Regions from separate parts of the Homo sapiens genome. Here region 2 is linked to region 1. Evidence: chromatin loops called from intact Hi-C (ENCODE). Cell type or tissue: left ventricle myocardium inferior. All regions are shown on one strand. Links, peaks and the distances in the headings refer to the core of each region. The heading gives the core; the rest is flanking DNA. Region 1 overlaps CASP8 (caspase 8). Region 2 overlaps FLACC1 (flagellum associated containing coiled-coil domains 1).

Region 1 (15,303 bases), core at 3,378-11,377:
ATACAGGGGCTCAAAAAATGTACTTCTCATGGTTATGCTCCAGCAAAGGAAACTGATAAGAAAGAGGAAGTCATAGATGGAGGAAACAGGGAACCTACTATGGAAGAGACAGAGAGATGTCCCAGGAGAAGAGAAATTCATCTGGCCTATGGAACAGCCAGTTGGTATTACAGCAGAAGGATGCAGTGCTCTGGATGGAAAGTTTTCCAGGAAGAAATAAAAATGAGTCAGACAAGTAGCCTGAAAATGTTGAAAGATTTTGGCCAGATCCATTGAGCACTTGGAGAAAAAACAGTGTTAAGCATATAGGAAACAAAGCAGATGAAAAAATAATACAATTACAAGTTCCAGGAAAGGCAAAAAGGTTAATAAGAAAGGAAACATAATGAAAGAACATTATGTTTACATAGTCTTAATAATAGAAATATTACTATGGGCCGGAGGTGGTGGCTCATGCCTACAATCCCAGCACTTTGGGAGGCCAAGGTGGGTGGGTCACTTGAGGCTGGGAGTTTGTGACCAACCTGGCTAACATGGCGAAACCCTGTCTCTACTAAAAATACAAAAATTAGCTGGGTGTGGTGGTGCGTGCCTGTAGTCCCACCTGCTTGGGAGGCTGAGGCAGGAGAATTGCTTGAACTTGGGGGGCAGAAGTTGCAGTGAGCTGAGATTGTGACACTGCACTGTAGCCTGGGTGACAGAGTGAGACCTTTTCTAAAAAAAATTAAAAAAATAAAAATATTACTATGGATTCAACCAAAACTTGTAAATAATTGAGTAAGAGCCCAAATGCTTATTCTCCATAATAAGAACTCAATGCGAAAGTCTAAAATTTATAAATGAGTAATTAGCAGTGTACCCAAATTCATTACAAAATGGAGCTCAATGTGGAAAAAAGTGGTTAAAAACTGAAAGTGGTTGCCTTCATGGAATGTGACTAGGTAATGGGGAGGGATAGAGAGGGGATAACCTTTTGTATAAGGTCTTCTAGTTCTATCTTATTAATTCATATCTTTTATTTTGCTATACATAAATAATTTTGAGAAGGTTTAGGATAAAATAAGTTGGATCTTTTATTCAAAAATTGTTTTGTTTTTTTCTGATTATGTAAATAATATAATCATTTTTAAAATTGGTTCAGTAGTAAGCCTAAATGATAGCTTACCCATCTTGTAAACTAGTTTACTAGAGAAAACAGACCAACAATAACACTCTCTCCTTTCTCATTTGCTTCAGGGTTTGAGAATGTTTTTAGCTGGTGGCAATAAATATTAGAAGCCTGCAGAATCCAGCTACGAATATAGAGGGTTTTGCTCTTGAATTTCTGGTTCAAATTCTTTTTTTTTTTTTTTTTTTTTTATTGATCATTCTTGGGTGTTTCTCGCAGAGGGGGATTTGGCAGGGTCACAGGACAATAGTGGAGGGAAGGTCAGCAGATAAACAAGTGAACAAAGGTCTCTGGTTTTCCTAGGCAGAGGACCCTGCGGCCTTCCGCAGTGTTTGTGTCCCTGGGTACTTAAGATTAGGGAGTGGTGATGACTCTTAACGAGCATGCTGCCTTCAAGCATCTGTTTAACAAAGCACATCTTGCACCGCCCTTAATCCATTTAACCCTGAGTGGACACAGCACATGTTTCAGAGAGCACAGGGTTGGGGATAAGGTCACAGATCAACAGGATCCCAAGGCAGAAGAATTTTTCTTAGTACAGAACAAAATGAAAAGTCTCCCATGTCTACTTCTATCCACACAGACCCGGCAACCATCCGATTTCTCAATTTTTTCCCCACCCTTCCCGCCTTTCTATTCCACAAAACCGCCATTGTCATCATGGCCCATCCCCAATGAGCCGCTGGGCACACCTCCCAGACGGGGTCGTGGCCGGGCAGAGGGGCTCCTCACTTCCCAGTAGGGGCGGCCCGGCAGAAGCGCCCCTCACCTCCCAGATGGGGCGGCTGGCCGGGCGGGGGGCTGACCCCCCCACCGCCCTCCCGGACGGGGCGGCTGGCCAGGCAGAGGGGCTCCTCACTTCCCAGTAGGGGCGGCCGGGCAGAGGCGCCCCTCACCTCCTGGATAGGGCGGCTGGCCGGGCGGGGGGCTGTTCCCCCCACCTCCCTCCCGGATGGGGCGGCTGGCCGGGCAGAGGGGTCCTCACTTCCCAGTAGGGGCGGCCCGGCAGAGGCGCCCCTCACCTCCCGGACGGGGCAGCCGGCCGGAAGGGGGGCTGACCCCCCCACCTCCCTCCCGGACGGGGCGGCTGGCCGGGCAGAGGGGCTCCTCACTTCCCAGTAGGGGCGGCCGGGCAGAGGCGCCCCTCACCTCCCGGACGGGGCGGCTGGCCAGGCAGGGGGCTGATCCCCCCACCTCCCTCCCGGACGGGGCGGCTGGCCGGGCGGGGGGCTGACCCCCCCCACCTCCCTCCCGGACGGGGCGGCTGGCCGGGCAGGGGGCTGACCCCCCCTCCCCCCTCCCGGACGGGGCGGCTGGCCGGGCGGGGGGCTGACCCCCCCACCTCCCTCCTGGGCGGGGCGGCTGGCCGGGCAGAGGGGCTCCTCACTTCCCAGTAGGGGCGGCCGGGCAGAGGCGCCCCTCACCTCCTGGACGGGGCGGCTGGCCAGGCGGGGGGCTGACCCCCCACCTCCCTCCCGGACTGGGCGGCTGGCCGGGCGGGGGGTTGAACCCCCACCTCCCTCCTGGACGGGGCGACTGGCCGGGCAGAGGGGCTCCTCACTTCCCAGTAGGGGCGGCCGGGCAGAGGCGCCCCTCACCTCCCGGACGGGGCGGCTGGCCAGGCGGGGGGCTGACCCCCCACCTCCCTCCCGGACTGGGCGGCTGGCCGGGCGGGGGGTTGACCCCCCCACCTCCCTCCTGGACGGGGCGACTGGCCGGGCAGAGGGGCTCCTCACTTCCCAGTAGGGGCGGCCGGGCAGAGGAGCCCCTCACCTCCCGGACGGGGCGGCTGGCCGGGCGGGGGGCTGACCCCCCCACCTCCCTCCCGGACGGGGCGGCTGGCCGGGCAGAGGGGTCCTCACTTCCCAGTAGGGGCGGCCGGGCAGAGGCGCCCCTCACCTCCCGGACGGGGCGGATGGCCGACCACCCCCCCCCGCCTCCCTCCCGGACGGGGCGGCTGGCCGGGCAGAGGGGCTCCTCACTTCCCAGTAGGGGCGGCCGGGCAGAGGAGCCCCTCACCTCCCGGACGGGGCGGCTGGCCGGGCGGGGGGCTGACCCCCCCCACCTCCCTCCCGGACGGGGTGGCTGCCGGGCGGAGACGCTCCTCACTTCCCAGACGGGGTGGTTGCCAGACGGAGGGGCTCCTCACTTCTCAGACGGGGCGGTTGCCAGGCAGAGGGTTTCCTCACTTCTCAGACGGAGCGGCCGGGCAGAGACACTCCTCACCTCCCAGACAGGGTTGCGGCCCAGCAGAGGCGCTCCTCACATCCCAGACAGGGCGGTGGGGCAGAGGTGCTCCCCACATCTCAGACGATGGGCGGCCGGGCAGAGACGCTCCTCACTTCCTAGATGGGATGGCGGCGGGGAAGAGGCGCTTCTCGCTTCCTAGATGGGATGGCGGCCGGGCAGAGACGCTCCTCACTTTCCACACTGGGCAGCCAGGCAGAGGGGCTCCTCATATCCCAGACGATGGGTGGCCAAGCAGAGACGCTCCTCACTTCCCAGACGGCGTGGCGGCCGGGCAGAGGCTGCAATCTCGGCTCTTTGGGAGGCCAAGGCAGGCGGCTGGGAGGTGGTTGTAGCAAGCCGAGATCACGCCACTGCACTCCAGCCTGGGCACCATTGAGCACTGAGTGAACGAGACTCCATCTGCAATCCCGGCACCTCGGGAGGCCGAGGCTGGCGGATCACTCGCGGTTAGGAGCTGGAGACCAGCCCGGCCAACACAGCGAAACCCCATCTCCACCAAAAAAAAAACGAAAACCAGTCAGGCGTGGCGGCGCGCGCCTGCAATCGCAGGCACTCGGCAGGCTGAGGCAGGAGAATCAGGCAGGGAGGTTGCAGTGAGCCGAGATGGCAGCAGTACCGTCCAGCTTTGGCTCGGCATGAGAGGGAGAGGGAGACGGGGAGAGGGAGAGGGAGAGGGAGACGGGGAGAGGGAGAGGGAGAGGGGTCAAATTCTTATCTATCAATGTTATGCCCACTGTGCTCTCCAGCTGTGGTCTGTGAATTACTGTGGTATAACGTGACTGTTCAAATTTCACTTTTCAGGGGCTTTGACCACGACCTTTGAAGAGCTTCATTTTGAGATCAAGCCCCACGATGACTGCACAGTAGAGCAAATCTATGAGATTTTGAAAATCTACCAACTCATGGACCACAGTAACATGGACTGCTTCATCTGCTGTATCCTCTCCCATGGAGACAAGGGCATCATCTATGGCACTGATGGACAGGAGGCCCCCATCTATGAGCTGACATCTCAGTTCACTGGTTTGAAGTGCCCTTCCCTTGCTGGAAAACCCAAAGTGTTTTTTATTCAGGCTTGTCAGGGGGATAACTACCAGAAAGGTATACCTGTTGAGACTGATTCAGAGGAGCAACCCTATTTAGAAATGGATTTATCATCACCTCAAACGAGATATATCCCGGATGAGGCTGACTTTCTGCTGGGGATGGCCACTGTGAATAACTGTGTTTCCTACCGAAACCCTGCAGAGGGAACCTGGTACATCCAGTCACTTTGCCAGAGCCTGAGAGAGCGATGTCCTCGGTAAGTTTTGCCTACTCAGCCCTCCTCACTGTTACACTACCTTCCCCCCCTACTCCATCACACTACTATCTACTCATATTCAGAGCCTATTAGAAAGTGCTATGTGATTTAGATCACATTAACAGGTCAGAGAACTGTCCAAGGGGAGTGGTTTCCGTTCAACTCTAAATGTCTAGCTGTAGATCACATAGCTGCATTTCCCAGGTCAGTTACAAAGTGGGAGAGTGGCAAGTGTTAACATCCTTAGTTTATAGATGGAAAAGCTGAGATGCTTTATTCCTTTATTCAGCACCTCAAAGGACAATCAGGGTATCACAGAGCAGGAAAGGATAGGAAAGTCATATACTCCAGCTCTCTGTCTTTAGGCCAAAACATGACTGAGCCAATTCAACTAGTTTTGGAAATCTTCCAAGAAGGCAGTAACCCAATTCAATGTTTAAACATCCTCCAACTCTGTCAAAAGTTCTATAATAGCAAACCATCCTCAAAACCTCTTGGTGCATTATGGGAGATAAATAGCAGGTTCCTTCTAGCCCTGTATTTCATGTTTTGAGTATATGAAGAGTGAGAATTTCCCGTAACTTAGATCATGAATCTAACTTAGATTTCGTAACTTAGATCATGAATCCTGCAAGGTTTCCGCGGCTAGCTACCAAGGTAGAAGAAGAGGTTGCCTAACAAAAATGCTAAGAGATCCTGGTGAGAAGAAGGTGGGAGTAGCTGCAGGAGACGTTATACTTTCACTTGCCTTAAGTTTAATTGCATCAAAGATGAATCCGCAGATGCGATGTCAATTCGAGGCAGAGAGTATTGGGGGGCATTGAAGCAATGGGGAGCCAAGTAACGTGGAGAAGAGTGAGAGACACACAGGTCAGGAGAGAAAGAAACCAACTCTAATACTGACACCGAGGTTTCTGATGGTCAAAAGAGTTCCTGAATAAACCAAAAGTAAGTTATTAAGCTCTGAGACAACCCATTTACCAGGAAAGCTGGGGTAGGTCTTGGTTTCGCACCTTATTGTTTCAAATGACTGATATTTTGAGAGAAAGAACTACAGAACTATCTCTGAGCACAGCAGAGGAGACAGTTCATCAGTTGCTTTCCCCCACAGACAGTCACAATATTATGTGATGTATTTCAGAGGCGATGATATTCTCACCATCCTGACTGAAGTGAACTATGAAGTAAGCAACAAGGATGACAAGAAAAACATGGGGAAACAGATGCCTCAGCCTACTTTCACACTAAGAAAAAAACTTGTCTTCCCTTCTGATTGATGGTGCTATTTTGTTTGTTTTGTTTTGTTTTGTTTTTTTGAGACAGAATCTCGCTCTGTCGCCCAGGCTGGAGTGCAGTGGCGTGATCTCGGCTCACCGCAAGCTCCGCCTCCCGGGTTCAGGCCATTCTCCTGCCTCAGCCTCCCGAGTAGCTGGGACTACAGGGGCCCGCCACCACACCTGGCTAATTTTTTAAAAATATTTTTAGTAGAGACAGGGTTTCACTGTGTTAGCCAGGGTGGTCTTGATCTCCTGACCTCGTGATCCACCCACCTCGGCCTCCCAAAGTGCTGGGATTACAGGCGTGAGCCACCGCGCCTGGCCGATGGTACTATTTAGATATAACACTATGTTTATTTACTAATTTTCTAGATTTTCTACTTTATTAATTGTTTTGCACTTTTTTATAAGAGCTAAAGTTAAATAGGATATTAACAACAATAACACTGTCTCCTTTCTCTTATGCTTAAGGCTTTGGGAATGTTTTTAGCTGGTGGCAATAAATACCAGACACGTACAAAATCCAGCTATGAATATAGAGGGCTTATGATTCAGATTGTTATCTATCAACTATAAGCCCACTGTTAATATTCTATTAACTTTAATTCTCTTTCAAAGCTAAATTCCACACTACCACATTAAAAAAATTAGAAAGTAGCCACGTATGGTGGCTCATGTCTATAATCCCAGCACTTTGGGAGGTTGAGGTGGGAGGATTGCTTGAACCCAAGAGGTCAAGGCTGCAGTGAGCCATGTTCACACCGCTGCACTCAAGCTTGGGTGACAGAACAAGACCCCGTCTCAAAAAAAATTTTTTTTTTAATAAAACAAAATTTGTTTGAAATCTTTTAAAAATTCAAATGATTTTTACAAGTTTTAAATAAGCTCTCCCCAAACTTGCTTTATGCCTTCTTATTGCTTTTATGATATATATATGCTTGGCTAACTATATTTGCTTTTTGCTAACAATGCTCTGGGGTCTTTTTATGCATTTGCATTTGCTCTTTCATCTCTGCTTGGATTATTTTAAATCATTAGGAATTAAGTTATCTTTAAAATTTAAGTATCTTTTTTCAAAAACATTTTTTAATAGAATAAAATATAATTTGATCTTATTGCTCCTTGGAGATTTTTTGTGTTTGGTTTTGGTTTCTGCCAATGACATCTCACAGGTGGAAAACATCTGGACTACAGACATGTTCTACTTGAGTCTCCCATGATCGGCACACACAGTTGTATTTTTAAAATTTGTTGTCAATGTTTAAAAATTAGGAGATATCACATAAAAACCAGAATAACTTCTTTTAAAAAATCATACTATCTGACAATATTGACCTCATGCTTTTGCATGGCAAAGGTCTGAGAAGCACCTTCTTCAGATGGGACAGTGCTCTGTGGGTCACTCTTCCCCATCCGCTGTGCCCCAGCCCTGCCCAAGCCCCTCTACTGAGGCTGCTGTTGGTTGCCACTTATCACTGTGCTTGGGCAATTGTTTTCCTTATGTCTAGCCCACTTCACTTATTTATGTTGCCTGCACTGTGGGTGTCTGAATTCTGGTGATGGTCCAGAGGAGGTGGTAAGAATCATCAGAAACCCTTCCTAAGTCATAGGTTAGGGAACATGATTGAGAGGTAGGGAAGTAGGGGGCATGGGTGTGAGAGAAAAATATTTTAGAGTAAAATCAACACATCATCTTTTTTTGCTACCTAAATGCCCCAGGGGACAAAGGTACACCTCCCAAATATAGTAAAAGTTCAATATGAAGAAGGCCTTCAAATCAGTTTCTTTCTAACGAAATACGTCAAGGTAGAAGAAAAATAGTACAAAACTCAGAGAAAGCTCAGCTCCCAGTATGGAGAGCATCATTTTTCAGTGAAGAGTCCGTGATAAGCTGTGAAATTCAGATGCGAATTCAAACATTTTCAGACATTCAGAGAGTCAGAGCAACCCAAGAACTAAACTCATTATATGCATTTTCTCAAGAAAACCCTCCCAGGAGTTTCCTGGGCCTACAGAAATGGTGTGCCAACCATCTTCAACAATGCAGAGCAACTTTTTGTTTATGATTCTTGTCCTTTCTTGCTACCATCTTGCACAGTGTCAGAATCATCCTTAGAAACAGTAATAGAGGCCAATCTCCCAGAACATCCTTCACAAATTTCTTCATTCTTAGAAATTATCTTTTGCCTGTAAAAAGAAAGGAAAGATGTATCAATGTCAACTCAAAAGCTAGAAAGGGTATAGGATATTTGGAGTGCAGGGAGAGAAATGTGCCTTCGTTCCTTCACCACAGCAGTCTCTCACTCATTACTTGCAGTGGTTTTGAATTTAGTGAGGTATGGTGTTCAGGTGACTAAAGTCCTATACGAGGAATTTTCTACTAAATCAATGCAATAAATAACTTTCTTCTATTAAAGTATTGACCAAAATTTATTTTAATGATTTAAGATGCAGCTTCAGGTAACAGTACACCTTCTGATCCAAAGGTGATTTCCATAGGAACCAGAAGCAGCTGCATGTAATGGCAAGACCATCAGACTCCCAGGGGAGATGGATTTAAAAACCACCCTCAGTCATAGAACTGAGCAAACTCAGAAACTGGAAGACAAATGTCCTGTGTTGTTTTGCATAGAAACAAGGACACAGGTGAATGGGAGAAGTATAGACACATCTCCACTCCACCTCAAGTGAACTATCTGGCTTTGTGTCACTGGCCTAGAGTGACATACCTCCCTCCCGAAAACACCTGTGCCTTGACATAACTAGGGAGCAGTTGGTCTATCTTCCTAACCCATTCCTCACTCAAACTCCTTCCCACTCCTAAAGAGAACTCAGCTATGTCTTTTTCAGCAGCAGCCGCACTTCAGATGAATGTTCTCTTCCGTCAGGATCTGTATGGTGTGCTTATACTTTTCTTCAGTTTCAGCAAACTTGGTTTGAAGCATTTTCTCCAGATTTCCCACTATAGCTTTCTGAAAGACATACATTTTAATAGCCATCTTCCCCAACCCAGAGCCATCCAGGGCAGAGCTATATGGCAGAGCTGGATGGAGACCTGGGTTCTTCCCCCAACCCCCATCCCCACTCCAGTAGGGACTCACCTCTTTCTGGAGTTCCAACTGGGTATAGTAGAGGTTTGTGTTCAGTGACTCTAGGATAAGGGCTTGTGCATGCAATTCTTCCTGCATGACCTGCATAAGAAGAAGCTGTTGCAGGACATCATGCCAATGTCTATTTATTTGGTCTCTTCTCCAGGGCACCTGGACTATGATGAAAGGGAGCAACCTGAGCTACTTTTGCATCACTCATGGCCACTCACACCCTGTCAGTCCTGCCTCCTCTCTGTCTCACCCATCTATATCCTTCTCTTCAGCCTCACCAGAGCTCATATGAATGGTTCTAATGGCAATCAGTTATTCATTCACTAAGCAAGTCTTTATTAAATACCTACTACCGATTCCAATTATATGACACTCTGGAAAAGGCAAAACTATAGAGAGAGAAAAAAGATTAGTGGTTTCTAGGGATTTGGAGGGGAAGGGAGGGATGAATAGGTGGGATAGAGGGCACTTTTAGAGCAGTGAAACTATTCTGTATGACACTATAATGGTGGATACATGACATGACATATTAGGCAAAACCCACAGAATGTACAACACAAAGAGAGAACCCTCATGTAAACTATGGACTTTAGTTAATAAGAATGCATCCACATTGGCTCATCAATTGCAACTAATGTGCCATCCCAATGCAAGATACTAATAATAAAGGAAACTAGTGGTGGGGTAGGGTGGGGTGGGGTAGTATATGGGAACTCTCTGTACTTTCTGCTCAATTTTTCTGTAAACCTAAAACTGCTCTAAAAAGTAGCTTCTTGAAACAAACACACAAACTTCCACTAAAGAATGAATAGAAGCCTGTGCAAAGGTCCTTAGAATGCAAAATGCTCAGGGGTGGAGCCAAGACAGCCGAATAGGAACAGCTCCAGTCTACAGCTCCCAGCGTGAGCGATGCAGAAGACGTATGATTTCTGCATTTCCAACTGAGGTATCGTGTTCATCTCACTGGGGATTGTCAGACAGTGGGTGCAGTACAGTGGGTGCAGTGCACTGAGCATGAGCCGAAGCAGGGCGAGGCATCACATCATCCGGGAAGTGCAAGGGGTCAGGGAATTCCCTTTCCTAGCCAAGGAAAGGGGTGACAGATGGCACCTGGAAAATCAGGTCACTCCCACCCTAATACTGCATTTTCCAACAGTCTTAGCAAACGGCACACCAGAAGATTGTATCCCATGCCTGGCTCATAAGGTCCTACGCCCACGGAGCCTTGCTCATTGCTAGCACAGCAGTCTGAGATCAAACTGCGAGGTGGCAGTGAGGCTGGTGGAGGGGCGCCCACCATTGCTGAGGATTGAGTAGGTAAACAAAGTGGCCAGGAAGCTCGAACTGGGTGGAGCCCACCGCAGCTCAAGGAGGCCTGCCTGCCTCTGTAGACTCCACCTCTGGGGGCAGGCATAACCAAACAAAAGGCAGCAGAAACCTCTGCAGACTTAAATGTCCCTGTCTGACAGCTTGAAGAGAGTAATGGTTCTCCCAGCACGCAGCTTGAGATCTGAGAATGGACAGACTGCCTCCTCAAGTGGGTCCCTGACCCCTGAGTAGCCTAACTGGGAGGCACCCCCCAGTAGGGGCAGACTGACACATCACACGGCTGGGTACTCCTCTGAGACAAAACTTTCAGAGGAACAATCAGACAGCAACATTTGCTGTTCACCAATATCTGCTGTTCTGCAGCCTCCGCTGCTGATACCCAGGCAAACAGGGTCTAGAGTGGACCTCCAGCAAACTCCAACAGACCTGCAGCTGAGGGTCCTGACTGTTAGAAGGAAAACTAACAAACAGAAAGGATATCCACACCAAAACCCCATCTGTACGTCACTGTCATCAAAGACCAAAGGTAGATAAAACCACAAAGATGGGGAAAAAACAGAGCAGAAAAACTGAAAATTCTAAAAATCAGAGTGCCTCTCCTCCTCCAAAGGAATGCAGCTCCTCGCCAGCAACAGAACAAAGCTGGATGGAGAATGACTTTGACGAGTTGAGAGAAGAAGGCTTCAGATGATCAAACTACTCCGAGCTAAAGGAGAAAGTTCGAACTCATGGCCAAGAAGTTAAAAACCTTGAAAAAAGATTAGACGAATGGCTAACTAGAATAACCAATGCAGAGAAGTCCTTAAAGGACCTGATGGAGCTGAAAACCATGGCACAAGAAGTATGTGACAAATGCACAAGCCTCAGTAGCCGATTCGATCAACTGGAAGAAAGGGTATCAGTGATGGAAGATCAAATGAATGAAATGAAGCAAGAAGAGAAGTTTAGAAAAAAAAGAATAAGAAGAAATGAACAAAGCCTCCAAGAAATATGGGACTATGTGAAAAGACCAAATCTACGTCTGATTGGTGTACCTGAAAGTGACAGGGAGAATGGAACCAAGTTGGAAAACACTCTGCAGGATATTATCCAGGAGAACTTCCCCAACCGAGCAAGGCAGGCCAACAATCAGATTCAGGAAATACAGAGAACAGCATAAAGATACTCCTCGAGAAGAGCAACTCCAAGACACATAACTGTCAGATTCACCAAAATTGAAATGAAGGAAAAAATGTTAAGGGCAGCCAGAGAGAAAGCTCGGGTTACCCACAAAGGGAAGCCCATCAGACTAACAGCAGATCTGTCAGCAGAAACTCTACAAGCCAGAAGAGAGTGAGGGCCAATATTCAACATTCTTAAAGAAAAGAATTTTCAACCCAGAATTTCATATCCAGTCAAACTAAGCTTCATGATTGAAGGAGAAATAAAATACTTTACAGACAAGCAAATGCTGAGAGATTTGGTCACACCAGGCCTGCCTTAAAAGAGCTCCTGAAGGAAACACTAAACATGGAAAGGAACAACCGGTACCAGCCACTGCAAAAACATGTCAAATTGTAAAGACCATCGAGGCTAGGAAGAAACTGCATCAACTAACGAGCAAAATAACCAGCTAACATCAGAATGACAGGATCAAATTCACACATAACAATATTAACCTTAAATGTAAATGGGCTAAATGCTCCAATTAAAAGACACAGACTGGCAAATTGGATAGTCAAGACCCATCAGTGTGCTGTATTCAGGAAACCCACCTTACATGCAGAGACACACAGAGGCTCAAAATAAAGGGATGGAGGAAGATCTACCAAGCAAATGGAAAACAAAAAAAGGCAGGGGTTGCAATACTAGTCTCTGATAAAACAGACTTTCAATTAACAAAGATCAAAAGAGACAAAGAAGGCCATTATATAATGGTAAAGGGATTAATTCAACAAGAAGAGCTAACTATCCTAAATATATATGCACCCAATACAGGAGCAGCCAGATTCATAAAGTAAGTCCTTAGAGACCTACAAAAAGACTTAGACTCCCACACAATAATAATGGGAGACTTTAACACCCCACTGTCAACATTAGACAGCTCCACGAGACAGAAAGTTAACAAGGATATCCAGGAATTGAACTCAGCTCTGCACCAAGCAGACCTAATAGACATCTACAGAACTCTCCACCCCAAATGAACAGAATATACATTCTTCTCAGCACCACATCGCACATATTCCAAAATTGACCACATAGTTGGAAGTAAAGCACTCCTCAGCAAATGTAAAAGAACAGAAATCACAACAAACCGTCTCTCAGACCACAGTGCAATCAAACTAGAACTCAAGATTAAGAAACTCACTCAAAACCACACAACTACATGGAAACTGAACAACCTGCTCCTGAATGACTACTGGGTACATAATGAAATGAAGGCAGAAATAAAGATGTTCTTCAAAACCAATGAGAACAAAGACACAACATACCAGAATCTCTGGGACACATTTAAAGCAGTGTGTAGGGGAAATTTATGGCACTAAATGCCCACAAGAGAAAGCAGGAAAGATCTAAAATTGACACCCTAACATCACAATTAAAAGAACTAGAGAAGCAAGAGCAAACACATTCAAAAGCTAGCAGAAGGCAAGAAATAACTAAGATCAGAGCAGAACTGAAGGAGATAGAGACACAAAAAACCCTTCAAAAAATCAATGAATCCAGGAGCTGGTTTTTTGAAAAGATCAACAAAATTAATAGAATGCTAGCAAGACTAATAAAGAAGAAAAGAGAGAAGAATCAAATAGACGCAAAAAAAAACGATAAAGGGGATATCACCACCGATCCCACAGAACTACAAACTACCATCAGAGAGTACTATAAACACCTCTATGCAAATAAACTAGAAAATCTAGAAGAAATGGATAAATTCCTGGACACATACACACTCCCAAGACTAAACCAGGAAGAAGTTGAATCCCTGAATAGACCAATAACAGGCTCTGAAATTGAGGCAATAATTAATAGCTTACTAACCAAAAAAAGTCCAGGACCAGATGGATTCACAGCCGAATTCTACCAGAGGTACAAGGAGGAGCTGGTACCATTCCTTTGAAACTATTGCAATCAATAGAAAAAGAGGGAATCCTCCCTAACTCATTTTATGAGGCCAGCATCATCCTGATACCAAAGCCTGGCAGAGACACAACAAAAAAAGAGAATTTTAGACCAATATCCCTGATGAACATCGATGCAAAAATCCTCAATAAAATACTGGCAAACCAAATATAGCAGCACATCAAAAAGCTTATCCACCATGATCAAGTGGGCTTCATCCCTGGGATGCAAGGCTGGTTCAACATACGCAAATCAATAAATGTAATCCAGCATATAAACCGAACCAATGACAAAAACCACATGATTATCTCAATAGATGCAGAAAAGGCCTTCAACAAAATTCGAAAACCGTTCATGCTAAAAACTCTCAATAAATTAGGTATTGGTGGGACGAATCTCAAAATAATAAGAGCTATCTATGACAAACCCACAGCCAATATCATACTGAATGGGCAAAAACTGGAAGCATTCCCTTTGAAAACTGGCAAAAGACAGGGATGCCCTCTCTCACCACTCCCATTCAACATAGTGTTGGAAGTTCTGGCCAGGGCAATGAGGCAGGAGAAGGAAATAAAGGGTATTCAATTAGGAAAAGAGGAAGTCAAATTGTCCCTGTTTGCAGATGACATGATTGTATATCTAGAAAACCCCATCATCTCTGCCCAAAATCTCCTTAAGCTGATAAGCAACTTCAGCAAAGTCTCAGGATACAAAATCAATGTGCAAAAATCACAAGCATTCCTATACACCAATAACAGACAAACAGAGAGCCAAATCATGAGTGAACTCCCATTCACAATTGCTTCAAAGAGAATAAAATACCTAGGAATCCAACTCACAAGGGATGTGAAGGACCTCTTCGTTGACCACTGCTCAACGAAATAAAAGAGGATACAAACAAATGGAAGAACATTCCATGCTCATGGATAGGAAGAATCAACATCGTGAAAATGGCCATAATGCTCAAGGTAATTTATAGATTCAATGCCATCCCCATCAAGCTACCAATGATTTTCTTCACAGAATTGGAAAAAACTACTTTAAAGTTCATCTGGAACCAAAAAAGAGCCCGCATTGCCAAGTCAATCCTAAGCCAAAGAACAAAGCTGGAGGCATCTCGCTACCTGACTTCAAACTATACTACAAGTCTACAGTAACCAAAACAGCATGGTACTGGTACCAAAACAGAGATATAGACCAATGGAACAGAACAGAGCCCTCAGAAATAATGCCATATATCTACACTATCTGATCTTTGACAAATCTGACAAAAACAAGAAATGGGGAAAGGATTCCTTATTTAATAAATGGTGCTTGGAAAACTGGCTAGTCATATGTAGAAAGCTGAAACTGGATCCCTTCCTTACACCTTATACAAAAATTAATTCAAGATGGATTAAAGACTTAAATGTTAGACCTAAAACCATAAAAACCCTAGAAGAAAATCTAGGCAATACCATTCAGGACATAGGCATGGGCAAGGACTTCATGTCTAAAACACCAAAAGCAATGGCAACAAAAGCCTAAATTGGCAAATGGGATCTAATTAAACTAAAGAGCTTTTGCACAGCAAAAGAAACTACCATCAGAGTGAACAAGCAACCTACAGAATGAGAGAAAATTTTTGCAACCTACTCATCTGACAAAGGGTTAATATTCCAGAATCTACAATGAACTCAAACAAATTTACAAGAAAAAAACAAACAACCCCATGAACAAGTGGGCAAAGGATATGAACAGACACTTCTCAAAAGAAGACATTTATGCAGCCAAAAG
Region 2 (15,303 bases), core at 4,553-12,552, 60 kb after region 1:
TTGTTTTTTTAGTTTCTATTTCGTTTAGTTCTGGTCTGATTTTTATTACTTCTTTTCTTCTACTAATTTTGGGCTTGGTTTTCCAATTCCTTCAGGTGCATTATTAGATTGTTTATTTGAAATCTTTCTACTTTTTTGATGTAGGTGTTTATTGCTATAAACTTCCCTCTTAGCACTGCTTTTGCTGTATCCCACAGGCTTTGGTATATTGTATTTCAATTTTTTTTTGTTTCAAGAAATTTTTTTTATTTCCATCTTAATTTCTTCATTGTTCTATTGGTCATTCAGGAGAATGCTGTTTAATTTCCATGCGTTTGTATAGTTTCCAAAGTTTTTCTTGTTATTGATTTCTAGTTTTATTCTAATCTTATAAGTGTGCCTATCTTTGGGCCCCAGGGTGGCATATGCTGGCATTAAGTATTAGTGGGTTCAGGCAGGCCAATTCTTGGGCCTTTTAGTGTTTTTTTCAGGTGTCAGGAATGGCAGCTATGGGCTGGGCAGGTAGGTAGGTTCACGGACCCATTGGCAGTGGGTGTGTTGTGGCTGATGGCAGTAGCAATAGTGGGACAACCCTCTAGCACCCAAGTGGTACTCACTGGTATTGGCAATGGCTATGAGAAGTTGGGTGGTCTTGTCCTCAGGCCCATAGGTGGTGCATGCAGATAGGTGCCAGCAATGGTGGTAGCGGCAGGTTGAGTGGGCTTAATCTCAGACCCTGGGAGGAGTGCTCATGTGCCTTACAGGTGACATGAGTCTCTTGTAGGCAGCGTATAGTTGGTTCTTGTTTTTAAAAAATCCATTCACGCATTCTATTTTTTTTAATCAGAGAATTTAATCCATTTACATTCAAGGTAATTATTAATAGGTAAGAACTTACTACTGCCATTTTGTTAATTTTTGTTTTGTTGTTTTGTAGATTCTTTCTTCCTCTCTTGGTCTCTTCTTTTGTGGTTTGATGTTTTTTGTAGTGTATGCTTTGAATCATTTCTATTTTTGTGTTGTGCTACTGCTAAAGATTTTTATCTTTGTGGTTACCATGACACTTAGTTAGAATATCTTGTTCTTGTAATAAGCTATTTCAAGCTGACAACAAGTTTAGTTGCAAGCAATAACTCAACAGTTTTACTCCCTCCCTAACATTTTGTTTTTGATGTCAGAATTGATATCATTTTATAATATGATTTATCATTGAAAATTTATTTTAGCTATAGTTGTTATTAATAGTTTTGTGTTTTTACTCTCATATTGGGATAAAATTGTCTTACATCCCATCATCACAGTCCTAAAGTATTCTGAGTATGGCTCTATTTTGCTTATACCATTGAGTGTTGTGCATTCATATGTTTCATGTTATTAGCAGCTTTCTGTTTCCGTTTTTAAAACTTCCTTTTGCAATTTCTGTAAGGCAGGCATAGTGGTAATGAACTCCCTTAATTTTTGTTTGGGAAAGTTTCTATTTCTCCCTCAACTGGGGAAGACAGCTTTGCTAAGGTATTCTTGGTAGGCAGTTTTTTCCTTCAGCACTTTTAATACATCATCACACTGACTCCTGGCCTGCAGGGTTTCTGTTAAGAAATTACAATTGTATTGGCACTCCTTTGTATGTGACGTGTTTCTTACCTTCTGATGCTCTCAGAATTTTTGCTTTGTCTTTGATTTTTGATAGTTTGATTATTATGTGTCTTGGTGTACTCATCTTTGAGTTTAATTTGATTGAATTTGATTAGGAGCAGGTGCACAGGAACTCTCTGTACTTTCTCCTCATTTTTGCTGTAAACCTAAAACTGCTCTAACAGATAAAGTCTATAGATAAATAAATGTGTAAATGGCTATGACTCAACTAAGAGTGCTATCTCTCCACCAGGATTTCTAAGGCTGCTCTGGTGTGCAGCAAGTAGCCTGAAAGGGGATGTAGGATTATCTTCACCCATACACATAAGAAAACTCCTTTAAAAATAAATTTTATTGTGTATATTTGAGGTATACAACATGATGTCATAAGATTCATATATATATATATATATAAATCATATATATATGCATCTCTACTATAGTAACCATTATACTATATATATTACACATAATTTTTACTATATATATACACTCACACTACACAAGCATATATATATAGGTAGAGTTTATATGTATGTATATATATATATACACAAATGGTTATAATAGTGGAGATTACTATATACATATAGTAAAAAGTTTACTAGAGTGGAACAAATTAACATATCCATCATTTCACTTAGTTAACCATTTTCCCTCTGTGGTGAGAACAGCTATAAACTCATTTAGCAACAGTTCTTAATATCATACATTATTATTAACTATAGCTCTCATTTTTTACATTATATCTTTGTAAACAATATAAACTTGTTCACCCTACATATTTGCAACATTGTATGATTTGATCAATATCTCCCCATTTTCTTCCTCCTACCGGACCATGGTAACCATGTTCTATTCTCTGTCTTTCTGTATTTGGACTCCTTTCAATTTTCTCTTGATTTGACTTTGCTCCTGATTCTCTTATACTTTCTTCCTATTTTGCTGAGGCCCTGACCTAGCAGCCAGGGAGAGTAGAGGTGAGACAAAGAAAAAGAGGAGGAGGAAGAGAAGAACGAGGAGATGGTGGAGGAGGAGCCTTGGCTGAGAACAACAGTTATTTATCACAGAAATCTCATAGAGAACAAAAATGACTCTTCTCAGTAACCAACAAAAAGGGAGATTATAATTGAAATGAAAGGATTGGATGATAAAATGTAAAAGCAGTAATAACTTTCTTTGTGGTTTATTTTAGTGGCTTTGAATCAAGCCATTCTGCTCTTCAAAGACACGTGTCTTGTTCATCTCCCCCACCCTTCATCCCCCAACTCCATTTAGAACTATTTGAAGTCCCAGTGAACTAAAATCCTGCAAAGGATGCGGGACCCTTAGAGCCATCAACACACACAAGGGTCCATGCCAGAAAGTGTACCTGTTCTTGTTTTCAAAGTTCTGTTTCATCTCAGCACAGCGGAGATCCATTTCACTGGAGAGCTGGAAACAAAATCAGCATCTACAACACAGGACTGAGGACCCTGTCCCATTCTGATCTGCACCTTCTGAAAAGCCTTCCAATTTATGGGGCACAGCCGCCTTCCAATTCATGGGGCACAGCCCCCTTCCCACCCCTCTTCCACTGTGCTCTGCAGTGCCAGAGAGCACATTATTAATAAGGGAACAGAACAATTTGTGCCTTGCTCTATGTTGTTTTGTACTTATTCAGTTCATAATGTTGGTGCATCTCTTTCACTGACTATTTTTTTTGGGTAGGTCTGGTCTCCTGTGCTAGATCGTCATTTCTGTTACATCATGGCCTTCAGATTTTTGGATATGTAATCCAATTGAGCAATCATTTATTGAACAAAAGGCTTGGCTTGGAAGAGCCAAGGAGGACTAAGACTCAGATCTTGCCTTCGAGGAACTTAAAATCTAGTGTTAATCCTTGTTGACAGTATAGTTCCATTCTAGCAGGCAGGATTTGCTCACTTTCAGGTGATACTTCATTCTAACATGTCAGATCCTCTGGCCAGTGTCTCAGGATAAATCAATACTTCAAATCAGTCGGTGACCACTGTCAGCTAGGACAAGGGTTTAGGGCTTGTCCTTGTACCTCTCTGACTACTGGGGAGAAGCCAGGGACTGTGTCACACAACAAGTGGTCAGCAGAGCCACTCTGACAGACAGAGAACAGCCCAGCGTCAGCCAACACTACTCCCTTCCACAGGGCCACACAACAAATAGCATCTTCACAAGTGGCAGTATTTTCAGTAACACAGTCTAGGATCCCTTCATGGAAATAGTCTCTAAATATGTCTTCAGCAGGATCTGTGCCTATGACTTAAAATGTTCATTTTGTCCAATGATCTACCACTGTTCAGTTGAGAGATTGTATGCAAATTGTTTAACTTCCCTGAGTCTCATTTTCCTTTCTATAGAAGGAGACCATAAACCTGGCAGTGTTTTCAGATAAATAAGGTAATGAATCAATAGTTGGCAGGCGGAGGAGGGTGGTCTCAGGATAGGACCCAGCCTGAGTCATAAGCTGGGTCACTGTAGGATTCAGACACATCTGGGGCATATCAGAGGGTGAGAGGCTGCCTTCTGGGAAGTAAAACTTCACAGATGGGGTGGGGTTCAACAACCCTGGGGAGGATATTTCTGAACACAGCACTGGCTGTCACTCCAGGCCAGGCCAACAGGCACACCTGTTTGAGGTGAGGAAGAAGTCACCAGATGAAACAGATGGTAAAAGCTAAAAAGGTGTCACTGAAATCCTCAGGAATCACAAAGAGTGTCAAATGACATCTGCAGATTCTGATGTGTGGGCAGCTTTAACAGTCAGAGAGTAAGCCCTGCACATTAAGTGCGCTGGTGTCGTTAGTGAGAGCCTCACAAGCTCTGAAACTTAATTGCACCACAAAGGCCAGACAGAAAACAACAAGTGCACCCTAGTGTGAGGAGGACAGTGTCACTGCACACACACAGAGGTACTTGGAGAGCTCCTGGAAATAAATGAGTTAAGCTTTGTGGAAGAACTTGAGTTCTTGGAATTACAGATAAAGATGTCAGAGAAATACTACTGAGTGACACAGTCCAATCTTTAGGGTCCTGTCACCTGGACAACATGGCTCATATGAGTAAAGTGCTTGGCATTTTGCCTGGCACATAGGTGATTCAAAAATATTAATTTTATTTTGTCCATGAAGATGTTAGCTAATGTAAGGTCACTCACCAATTTCTGGGCAGACTGGTGGTCTCTGTTCATTTGTTCAATTATTGCTGTCAGCTCTGAGATTTGCTCTTCTAGGTCAGAAATGATGTTGGTCCTGTAGGAGAAGTAATTCTTCTATCATCCACAAAGCTTACCATTCCATGCCATTCAGGCCCCTGAGCATGACTGACTCTGGCATGGTGAGAGCTGGCCTGGTGAGAGCTGGCCATGTTCTGCACCTGCTCTATCATTATGGGGTGGGGGTGGAGGGATAGGGGTGGTCTTACAGAAGGCATTTGGCTATAGGGCAGTTGAGGCTCAGATCTGGCTCTTGTGGGTAAGCTCACTAGACTTGAACAGGATGGTTTGGTGCCCTACCGAATAGAAGGAAAATAAGAATATGTCAGAAATTTATTAGAGTTTGACCTTGATTTGGTAATGATAGTTGAAACAGAGGACGAAGTTCAGAGGATTAGGAAATTAGAAGATGTGCAATAGGATTGATGCTGGCTGTGAACCACAGACAAGGATTGGGCCAGAGATGGGACTAAGAGGGTATTTAAGAGAGTGGCTTTCAGCACAGGTCATGGTTTTCTGTGTTTCTGGGTCTAAGGCTGCCATGGTATCTGTAAATTATTTAGCTCTGTCTGGTTGGGCTAGAGTGACAAGGCAGCAGGTGGTGCCATGTGCAGTGGAGCTGAGAGGAAGTCCTCAATGCAAGATGCTTTGACCTCTTTGGCCAACCACTTTGCATGTCTAACTGAGCACAGAGAGAATGTGGGCTGATAAAACAAGAGAGGAGATACAGGAGGAGACAGTTCAAGGGTAAGAGAAAGAAAAGGCTTGAGAAAGTTGAATAATAGGGAGCCCCTATCTTTTGAACACAATCTTCAATACAAACAACACCCACAACTTTACCAGGGAATACAACAAGCACAGGTTATCATATTTTATTGTGCACAACTGGTGACAACTTCCTTGTGAGGCCAAGAGGTGGCTGTCGGTGCTAGCTTGACTATAGGTGCATGACCCATTCTCTTCCTGCAGAGGGCTGTGGATAAGCAGGGAAAAGAAAGCAGAGGCTGAATGCCCCTGGGTGGGAAGACAAGATAAGCAGGGTGAATGCCCCTGGCCCCTGGGTGGCCCTCTGGGCCAGGTCAGATCAGGGAGACTCCATGGCATGGCCTCATTCTACTTGAGGGGCCTTCAGACTCACCCTCAACCTGAATCCCTTCCCCAGATGTAACCACTGCTAACGGTTTGGTTGAATTCTGCCAATACACTAGCAGATAGGTAGATGATTGTGTGTGTGTGTGTGTGTGTGTGTGTGTGTGTGTATGTGTGTGTGTGTTTTCTATTGTTGGTCTTTTAGACTTGTGTGTTGAAAAAATAATTCTTACAGCAAAATCAGCCTGAGGGAAGAGGCACTTGGAGAGCCATTCAGTAGTGCAGTTAAGAAGTAAGATGCCTGAACATGGGCAGGATATCAGAGAAGAAGATATGAATAAGAGATTAAAGGGTAGAATGAAAAGATGTAGAGATGAATCTGCATCTGTTAATGAAAAAAGAAAGACATGGAGATATACTTGATATGGCATTGGAGGACAGAGAGTGGGTGGAGCCTGAAGACAGACAGGACAGCTGTGCTAATGGGTTAGAGTCAGGCCAGAACCTTCCACACTGCATCTCCCGGGGGCATGAGCTGAGTAGTATTTTTGGACATAATGAAAAAGAGGCTGGGCGCAGTGGCTCACGCCTATAATCCCAGCACTTTGGGAGGCTGAGGCCAGAGGATTACCTGAGGTCAGGAGTTTGAGAACAGCCTGGCTAATATGGCAAAATCCCATCTCTACTAAAGCTATAAATATTAGCCGGGCGTCATGGTGCAAGCCTGTAATCCTAGCTACTCAAGAGGTTGAGGCGTGAGAATAGCTTAAACCTGGGAGGCAGAAGTTGCAGTGAGCTGAGATCGTGCCACTAAACTCCAGCCTGGGTGGCAGAGAGAGACTCTGTCTCAAAAAAAAAAGTGCACTCCAGCCACCCAGAAACCCTCACTTTACTTAATTTGCATGCCTCAAATTCAGACTAATTTATGGCTATTCTATCTATTCCTCACCCCACGAACAATTGCTATCCTTTGGGATCAATCACATAACTCCCAATCTTCATCCTGCCCCTTGGATCTGCTCACGGATGGGATCAGAGCAGAGAGGCAGATGTGGAGAGATGCATCATCAGGAAGCAGGGGCGAGGAGGGAGGTGCCCTTGCGGCCCCTCCAGAGCAGGGACCAGTGGCCTGGGTGTGGGCATAGCGGCTTTGGCTTGTCCCTGAGGCCGGGCTGAGCTGGGTGGGAGTAGCCCCAAGCAGCTGCATGTTGCTGCAACAGCATTACCTGGAAAATCTGCCTTTGTCCGGGATCTCCGATTCCCACCGCTTTTTCCTATCAAACATCTCATCCCCTAAGGTGACAGAAATCTGTTCCCGATTCCGAACAAGTTGATAGCCAGGTGACACGTTGATCACTTCCTAGGCATCAAGGGAAAGTAAGATAAAATGGCAGACTTGGAGTGCTGAGATTTTTCCAAATCTTCTCTTATTGCCTCACTCACATCTTAAAAACAGGGACCTGGGACTCCACAGCCCAAGCCCTTCTGGGCCCTTCACCCATTATAGCTCATTCTCACATCTCTCCGACTCAAATCTGATGCTTAGCAGGCTCCTGGGTGTCCCTAGGGGCCTCTCAAGCTCTGCGCCAAACCAAGCCACTGATGCCCCTGCCCCCGACTTGTGTTCACCCTCGTGGCCAGAGCCCAGAGGAGGTGGGCATGCGGCAACTGCTCGGGTTTTGGAATCACAGAGGCCTGAGTAAATCTTGGCTCTGCCACCAGACAGTAGCCATCCAGCATCTCTGTGCCTCAGTTTCCTTATCAGAAAGTGGGGTTAATAACTCTTTCTCAAAGGGCTTTTGTGAGGGAAAAACAAAACAACATATGAGAAAATGACTAGGACGGTTGCAAACAAAATGTCATTTCCTCCTCCTTTTCCCATTAGACGCCAAGTCAGAAACCTGGGCAGGGCCTCTGCTGGCCTGGACCAGGGCAAGGCTGGGGCTCTGAGAGCTGCGCAGCACATGCTGCAGCCCCTTGATCCCTGCTGTTGTCACCTCCTTCATGTCTCTGTGAGTCACCCTCCTCTCTCCACACCCCTGCCTGACGGCCCCAGGCCACCATCATCTTTCTCTTGGGCTCTGGCCTCTCTGCCTTCAGTCTTGCTCCCCCCACAGTTCATCCTCCTCTCTACCTAGAGGGCAATTATATTTTTGCTTGTATATTTTTTTCCCTAACCATTAAAGGACTGCATGGCTCTTTTCCCTGGCTCTTTTCCCAGCACCTGAAACAGTGCCTAATAAATAATAGGTGGTCAATAAATATTTTCCAAAAAAATTAATGGAATACAAAGATTCATACAAAGACCTAAAACTAAAAAACAAAACAAAAAAAAGAAAGAAAAGAAACTAGATAAACACAGAAAACAGTAAAATGTACCGATTACATCCCACCAAAGGGTGCTTTTTCTGAAATGTAACTCTTACTTGGTCCTGTGCCTGCGTCAGACCAGTAAAGGCTCCCAGACACCAGAAGGGTCGGGCCCACACTCCCAGGCAGGCGTCAAGAGCCTTCGAGTTTGGTTCTCATCACCTTCTCCAGTGCCCTCCCGCCCCTGCTCCCCTGAGGGGTCCCGGCAGCCTCTCCCCAGCTTTCGTTAGTTCCCTAGGTCAGCAGAGCACTTCCTGCATCTAGGCATGAGCTGTTCACTGGCCTGGACTAGCTGTCATGTCCAGTTTCTCTGAGACACTCTGTTTGTCTTGTGCAAGGCAGGAGAGAGTGGCAATTAAATGCCCACTCTGGAATCTAGCTGAGCTGAGTTCAAGTCGTGGTTCTTCCACTTACCTGCCGTGCATAATGTGCAATATTAACAGCACCTCCTCCCAGGATCTTTGTGAAGATTCGACAAGGTAAGTATAAAAATGTAAAGGGCCCATGCTTGCACATAGTAGGCACTCAATAAATTTTAGTCCCACCGCCCTCTCCTGCCTTTACTCACATAAAATGATTTATTAGTCTCTTCTTGCCTTGCTGAATGGATTTTCATTCTGCAAGAGAAAGACATGCTCAGAAAGCAACCAGACAGCAAAGAGAAGTTCAAAGCTTAGGAGCTGAACCCTGAGGCCGCCACCATCTGACTTCTGCTCTCTGACCTGACCTTCTTAGGGGATCCCTAGGATAGTTGGGGAACTCACTGAAGCCGGGCTCCTGAGGGCCCCAAAGTAGGGGTGCTCATGAAAAGGTCCTGCCCAAGGAGGCAAAAGACTTGTCTTATGATGTTGGGGCAACTTCTGTTTTGGAGGAGCATAAACCAGCTAGAGGGACCCCTACATATTCTCCCTGAGTCAAGGCTCTGTGAGTCAGGTGACACCCCCCACCACCCCCTTACACACAAACGGGCACACACACACTCAGTTCAGGGAACTGTGTGGAACTCTCTTTATTGGAGAATGAAACATTCTATATAAACAAATGTTCCAGAAAATGAAATGTATCCCATTAAGATACAAATGTTGAAGTTAAACTTGTTTTTCATTCAAATCTTTATATATGCTATATATAAAATGAATACCACATATGTGTATATGTTCACAGTGGCCTTTCCCTCCAGCTCCAAAGCCAGCAGCAATTGCATCACTCCAACCTCTGCTTCTGTTGTCACAGCTCCTTCTCTGACTCTGACACTGTGACCTCCTCTTTCACATACAAAGAAGGACCTTTGTGATTACATGGGATCTGGGATAATCCAGGATAATCTCTCCAACTGAAGGTCAGCTGATTAGCAACCTTAATTCCATCTGCAGCCTTAATTCCTCTTTGGCAAGTAACATATTCACAGTCTCTGGGTATTAGGGTGTAGACGTCCTTGGGAGGGGGTCACTGTCCTGCCCACCACACCCATCACCTTGTTACCTTCTTTGAGCTCATCTCCCACCACTCCCTGCTCACTCGCTCCGCTCATGCCACACTGGCTTCTGCCTTCCTGGAAGAGGTCAGACATGCCAAGCAAGTTCCCACCCCAGGGCCTTTGGACTTGCTGGTCCCTCTGCCAAGAGTGCTTGCCCCAGGCATCATTGAGGCTCCTTTTGCCCCCTTTACACAGGCACTTGCCCTGACCTCTCTACGTAAAGTATCCCCACCGTCACAGCCCCTACCTGCTTTGCCTGCATCTTTTTTCTATGTAGCACTTGCCAACCTCGGATGTAATAACTAGTTTATGGTCCTCTTCCCCTTCCTTCCCCACTAGAATATAAGTGCCAGGAGAGTGGAGACTTTATTGTGTTTCTGGCTCTTTTCCCAGCACCTGAAACAGTGCCTAATAAATAATAGGTGGTCAATAAATATTTTCCAAAAAAATTAATGGAATACAAAGATTCATACAAAGACCTAAAACTAAGGTACATTTCTAAGCTTGTAAAATGCGAGTAAAAATTTTAATTTGTGATTAAAACCAAGATGCAACCCATAGAAAATCTTAGACACAGGACAGTAATCAGCTAAAGAGTGAGTCACCACCCTAAATGCACGGGAGGGTCGCCAAGGCTCTGTGACAATAGCACACATCAAGCTTTGGGCTCCAGGGCAGAAGACAGTTACTGGGGGCACCCCTGTGGAGAGCAGTGGATACAGTGACTTTGAATCAAACAATGCAATGACTTTGGAAGCTGTGGATGCAGAGGACCCCAAAATCTACATGTAGGATCTGAGGTTTGCAAGAAATCAAGGTCGATTCTGGCAATTCTCTAACATCCCTGGCATCAATTAGTTCAAGTCAGGCCAGGTGAGAGGGAGATTATTTTATTCACATGCCTGAAACCATTTCTGCCTCATGGACATAAAAATACTTAGGGCCAGGCACAGTGGCTCACGACTGTAATCCCAGCACTTTGAAGGCTGAGGAGGGCTGGTCACTTAAGGTCAGGAGTTCCAGACCAGCCTGGCCAACATGGTGAAACCCCGTCGTTACTACAAATACAAAAATTACGTGGGCATGGTAATGGGTGCCTGTAATCCCAGCTACTCAGGAGGCTAAGGCAGGAGAATCGTTTGAACCAGGGAGGTGGAGGTTGGAATGAGCCAAGATGGCACCACTGCGCTCCAGCCTGGGTGACAGAGCAAGACTCCATCTCAAACAAACAAACTGCTTGGTGCAGTGGCTCACACCTGTAATCCCAACACTTTGGGAGGCTCAGGCGGGTGGATTGCCTGAGTTCAGGAGTTCAAGACCACCCTGGGCAATGTGGTGAAACCCCGTCTCTACTAAAATACAAAAAAGTAGCCAGGCATGGTGGCGCGCACACCTGTATTCCCAGCTACTCGAGAGGCTGAGGCAGGAGAATCGCTTGAGACTGGGAGGCAGAGGTTGCAGTGAGCCAAGGTTACACCACTGCACTCTAGCCTGGGCAACAGAGTGAGACTCCATCTCAAAAACAAAACAAAACAAAACAATACTTACTTTGGGGAAACAACAGGTTTTGTTGGTTGGAGGTAATTGTGATTTTTTGGAGCTGGTACAAGAGGAGTTAGCCTGAAAGTGAAAAACAAATAACTAAAACAAGAACATTGGAAATTCGGAAACCCTTTTTAACACTCCCAGATTAAGTACATCCCTATAGTGACCCAAAATTGGAATGCATGATCTGATAGCTGGAATCTTTAAAATCTGAGGCCTTTAAAACTCAGGCCCAAGGCCCTGGCACTTGTTCACTGTCCCAGGAAGAGTTTGTCCCCCGATTCCCAAAGCTCTTTATCCCACATGAAGGCGGCAGCTGCCATCAGGGCCCTTTGGTTGGAAGCTGCACTTTGCCGTTGCACCAACACTGAGACTTCCTCATTTAAAATGGCACAAACCCCAGGCAGGGCTGGCAAGATGAGGGTGCAGCCAACCAGCTGGCAGGGAAGCTGGGGAAAGCGAGGCTTTCTGGCCCACCTGGGATTTTCCTGCCACACTTGCTGTTTTAGAAATCTTGTGAGAGAAATGAGGCTACAAATGGATCCCAAGGTCCCTGTGCCTACCCCATCCCAGATAATTCTTACTTGGAACTCCCTGTGGAGTTCTTGCGTGGTAGTTGAGGGGTCTTGATTAGCTTCCGTGGTCCCAAGTTCCAGGGGTCCCAGCAGGTGCAGTAGATGAGAGGGTTGGGGTACATGGCCAAAGGTCAGGGGGAGTCTTGGCTGCTAGATCAGGAGGCTCTTGCTGAAATTGAAAAACAACAGCAGAAGGTTAAACCATTTAGAATCAAAGCAAAAATACAGAAGAATTGGGAAGAACCCAGGGAGGACCCAAAGAACAATGGTAGATTCCAGAAGCTGTTGATCTGGTGCAGGGTCTTGACTATAGGTTAACAGCTCATCCCTTTCTACTCAGTAGACTTGACTTGAAAGCAATTTAAACTTTGCCATAACTGGCTGGGCATGGTGGCTCACGCCTGTAATCCCAGCACTTTGGGAGGCCGAGGTGGATGGATCACTTGAGGTCAGGAGTTTGAGACCAGCCTGGCCAACATGGTGAAACCCCGTCTCTACTGAAAATACAAAAATTAGCTGGGCATGGTGGCACACACCTATAGTCCCAGCTACTCAGGAGGCTGAGGTGGGAGGATTGCTTGAACCTGGGAGGCAGAGGTTGCAGTGAGCTGAGATTGTGCCACTGCACTCCAGCCTGGGTGAAGAGTGAGACTTCGTCTCAAAAAATAAAATAAGATACAAATAAAAATAAAACAAAATAATTAAAATAAAATAAAATTTGCCATAGCCGAGTCCTTGCTGTGAGCCAGGTAAAACTGCTCAATTATTGTTATGCTGATACTATAGATGAAGCTACTGAGACTCAGAGAAGTCACGGCGGCAGCAAGTTGCAGAGCTGGAAACAAACACAAATCTCTTTGACTCCCAAGCTCCTTCCTTTCCAGCAGGCCACACCAGTTCTCACTGAAGGGAAGAGAAATTCCCACAGCAAGTTCTGCACAGAACTTCCTGGAAAATTAGTTCTGCTGCTTGAGCTACAGTGCAAATGAATCTCCTCGTTTCTCATTCCTGGTCACCTTCTTGAATTACAGAGTGGAAACTCCTTCCCTGGCTCCCAAAAAACAAAACCCCTATTATGAGAATCTTGATGAAAGAAAACTATCAGATAAACATGGTGGCTTGACCACACTGGCTTATCTTCTTTCTTTTCCAGAATCCAACTAAAATTAGAGTACAGCATTAAAAGAGATTTAGTTCCACAAGAGCAAGAAAATGGGAGAGGAGACAAGATTGCACAAGGGATGTCCGTACATGTTTGGCATAGTAACTAGGGCTCTCTCCATAGCTCACTATAGCCTATGTGCCTGCAAAGACAGGGTATGAACAAGATGGAGCCAATTCACACATCAGAGGTCCCAGAGGGTGCAGGACTTGGAACTGGTAGATTACCTGATGATATTGACAGGCAGCTGGTAGATGTGTAGGAGCACATGGTAGGATGAATACTGTCCCTTTCCCTATACCGCATGTCCTAATCCCTGGAAAGTGTGACTATGTTACCTTACATGGCAAAAGCAGCTGTGATTAAATGAAAGATCTTGAGATAGAAAGATTAACCTGAATTATCAGTCAGAGAAGATGTGATAATGGAGGAAGAAGTAGGAGTGATTGAGGAAAAGGTCCAGGAGCCAAGGAATCGGGGCAGCATCTAGAAGCTGGAAAAGGCAAGGAAACGAATTCCCCCTGGAGCCTCCGGAAGGAATGCAGCTCTGCCGACCTCTTGATTTTAGCTCAGTGAGGCTCATTTTGGACTTTGACTTTCAGAATTGTAAGATTGTTGCTTGAGCCACTACATTTGTGGTAACTTTGTTACAGAGCAACCAGAACCAGAGCATTTGGGAGTGTGGGTGAGAGATTGGCAATAGAAACATAGAAACCTAAGAAAATAAAATGTGCAATTACTCCAGGTTAAAAAATATTGAATGAGAAAGTAAACATAATCATAGTATGGCACACACTCATATGTATCAAATGTAAATACTTAATAGTGACTTAGCCAAAAAGTGAACTGTGACTACATGGGAAGAATGAGTGGAATGGGGATGTATAAGAGCCAAATCCTCATCTGCTGTACCAGAAAGAAAAATTAACATACGGAGCACAGACAAATTACTTGGAAGTATGAGGTAAATAAAATTCCAAAGAAATAGATAGCAGAGTTGAAAATAATTGCCTCTAGGAGCACATTGAGAAGTAGAACTGACAGGTCAGGGGATGGGGCAGAAATTGAGACTTTTCCTTAATGAATTTTTAACATTAGTTGATTTTTAAATGATGTCAGTGGATATTTCTTTTCTCTTTTCTTCTTTTCTTTTCTTTTTTCTTTTCAGAGTCTCACTCTGTCACCCAGGCTGGAGTGCAGTGGCACAATCTTGGCTCACTACAACGTCTGCTTCCTGGGTTCAAGCGATTCTCCCGCCTCAGCCTCCTGTAGGTGTAGGCCTCCAGCCTCCTACAAGTGCCCACCACTATGCCTGGCTAAGTTTTGTATTTTTAGTAGAGACTGGGTTTCGCCATGTTGATCAGGCTGATCTTGCACTCCTGGTCTCAAGGGATTCTCCTGCCTCGGCCTCCCAAAGTGCTGGGATTACAGGCATGAGCCACTGTGCCCAGCCATGTCAGTGGATATTTCATTAGTAATAAAAACAAATGCCAAAAATGTTATAAGAATCAATGGCCTAACAGAAGCATTAAAGTGATAGCAGATTTAACTCAAATGTCTAAGTCTATGATTAGTTTTCAATATTACACTGGAATACATTTGCTTAAGAACCTGCTGAAAAAATGAAATCAACCTTTGTCTCCAACACGACTGATGCTTGAGAAACCCACTGATGGTGTCTAATGACCTTAAGAGCTACAGAGGACCTTAAGGTTGAATCTGTTTTACATATGAGGATACTAAAACTCACTCACTTGTAACTGCTGCTTTAACAGTACAAATCTTTAGAGGCTCGTGCTGTGAGTCCTGTGCTAGATGCTGGTTGGACCTTGCCCTCAGGGAGCTTGCAGTCAGCAGAGGAGTCGGCAGAAAGAGAGCTAAGTGAGCAGTGGAGCAAAGGCAAGAGACCTGGCCTTGGAAGAAAGGCAGCGTGTGCAGGGGTTGGCTGGGCCAGAGGCCTGGGACTAGGGAGTCTTCTGCAATAGAGGTCAGGGCTAGAAAGGAGTCCAGGGCTAGAAAGGAGTCCAGGAGACTGGCTAAACAGCAAAGGCCTGAAGAGCAGGTGACAGGGCCGCCATTTATAACTGTCCATACTCCACTGGGTTTGGGGGCCTGTTAGGGCCAAGTCAAGGAGATGAGGTCAGAGAAGCAGATGGGATCGAGTGCCCAGGTGGGAAGATGATGCTACAAGGGGCTGGAATTCAGGTGAGAGTCTGAAAGAAGGCTACAACAGTAGCAAAAAAGA

What was found. A loop is a pair of places that touch in the nucleus more often than their neighbours do. Peaks named below come from ENCODE experiments on the same cell type or tissue, not always from the same donor. Only the 100,000 strongest peaks of a DNase experiment are listed, where the experiment ranks them.
Region 2: it touches region 1 in a loop (9-fold over the local background); 3 of 110 quality-filtered maps call a loop at or near these places.

What each region holds. Positions count from the first base shown.
Region 1 is chr2:201,280,597-201,295,899 of GRCh38, forward strand. It overlaps CASP8 (caspase 8), which reads left to right. Exons shown (of 9, transcript NM_001372051.1): 8 at 4,220-4,721; 9 at 5,863-7,113. The coding sequence ends at 5,998. It overlaps FLACC1 (flagellum associated containing coiled-coil domains 1), which reads right to left. Exons shown (of 15, transcript NM_001127391.3): 13 at 9,100-9,189; 14 at 8,861-8,970; 15 at 7,675-8,185. The coding sequence ends at 8,059. Among named protein-coding and RNA genes, the nearest start is that of CASP8, 28 kb to the left of the region's middle. RefSeq lists an enhancer at 7,834-7,978 and a cis regulatory region at 7,906. In left ventricle myocardium inferior, for the core only: no CTCF peak of the experiment used is centred there; no DNase peak of the experiment used is centred there; H3K4me3 peaks cover 436 bases.
Region 2 is chr2:201,339,387-201,354,689 of GRCh38, forward strand. It overlaps FLACC1 (flagellum associated containing coiled-coil domains 1), which reads right to left. Exons shown (of 15, transcript NM_001127391.3): 2 at 11,906-12,065; 3 at 11,325-11,396; 4 at 8,868-8,916; 5 at 7,156-7,289; 6 at 4,784-4,877; 7 at 2,984-3,045. The coding sequence starts at 12,018. Among named protein-coding and RNA genes, the nearest start is that of FLACC1, 10 kb to the right of the region's middle. In left ventricle myocardium inferior, for the core only: no CTCF peak of the experiment used is centred there; no DNase peak of the experiment used is centred there; H3K27ac peaks cover 1,086 bases.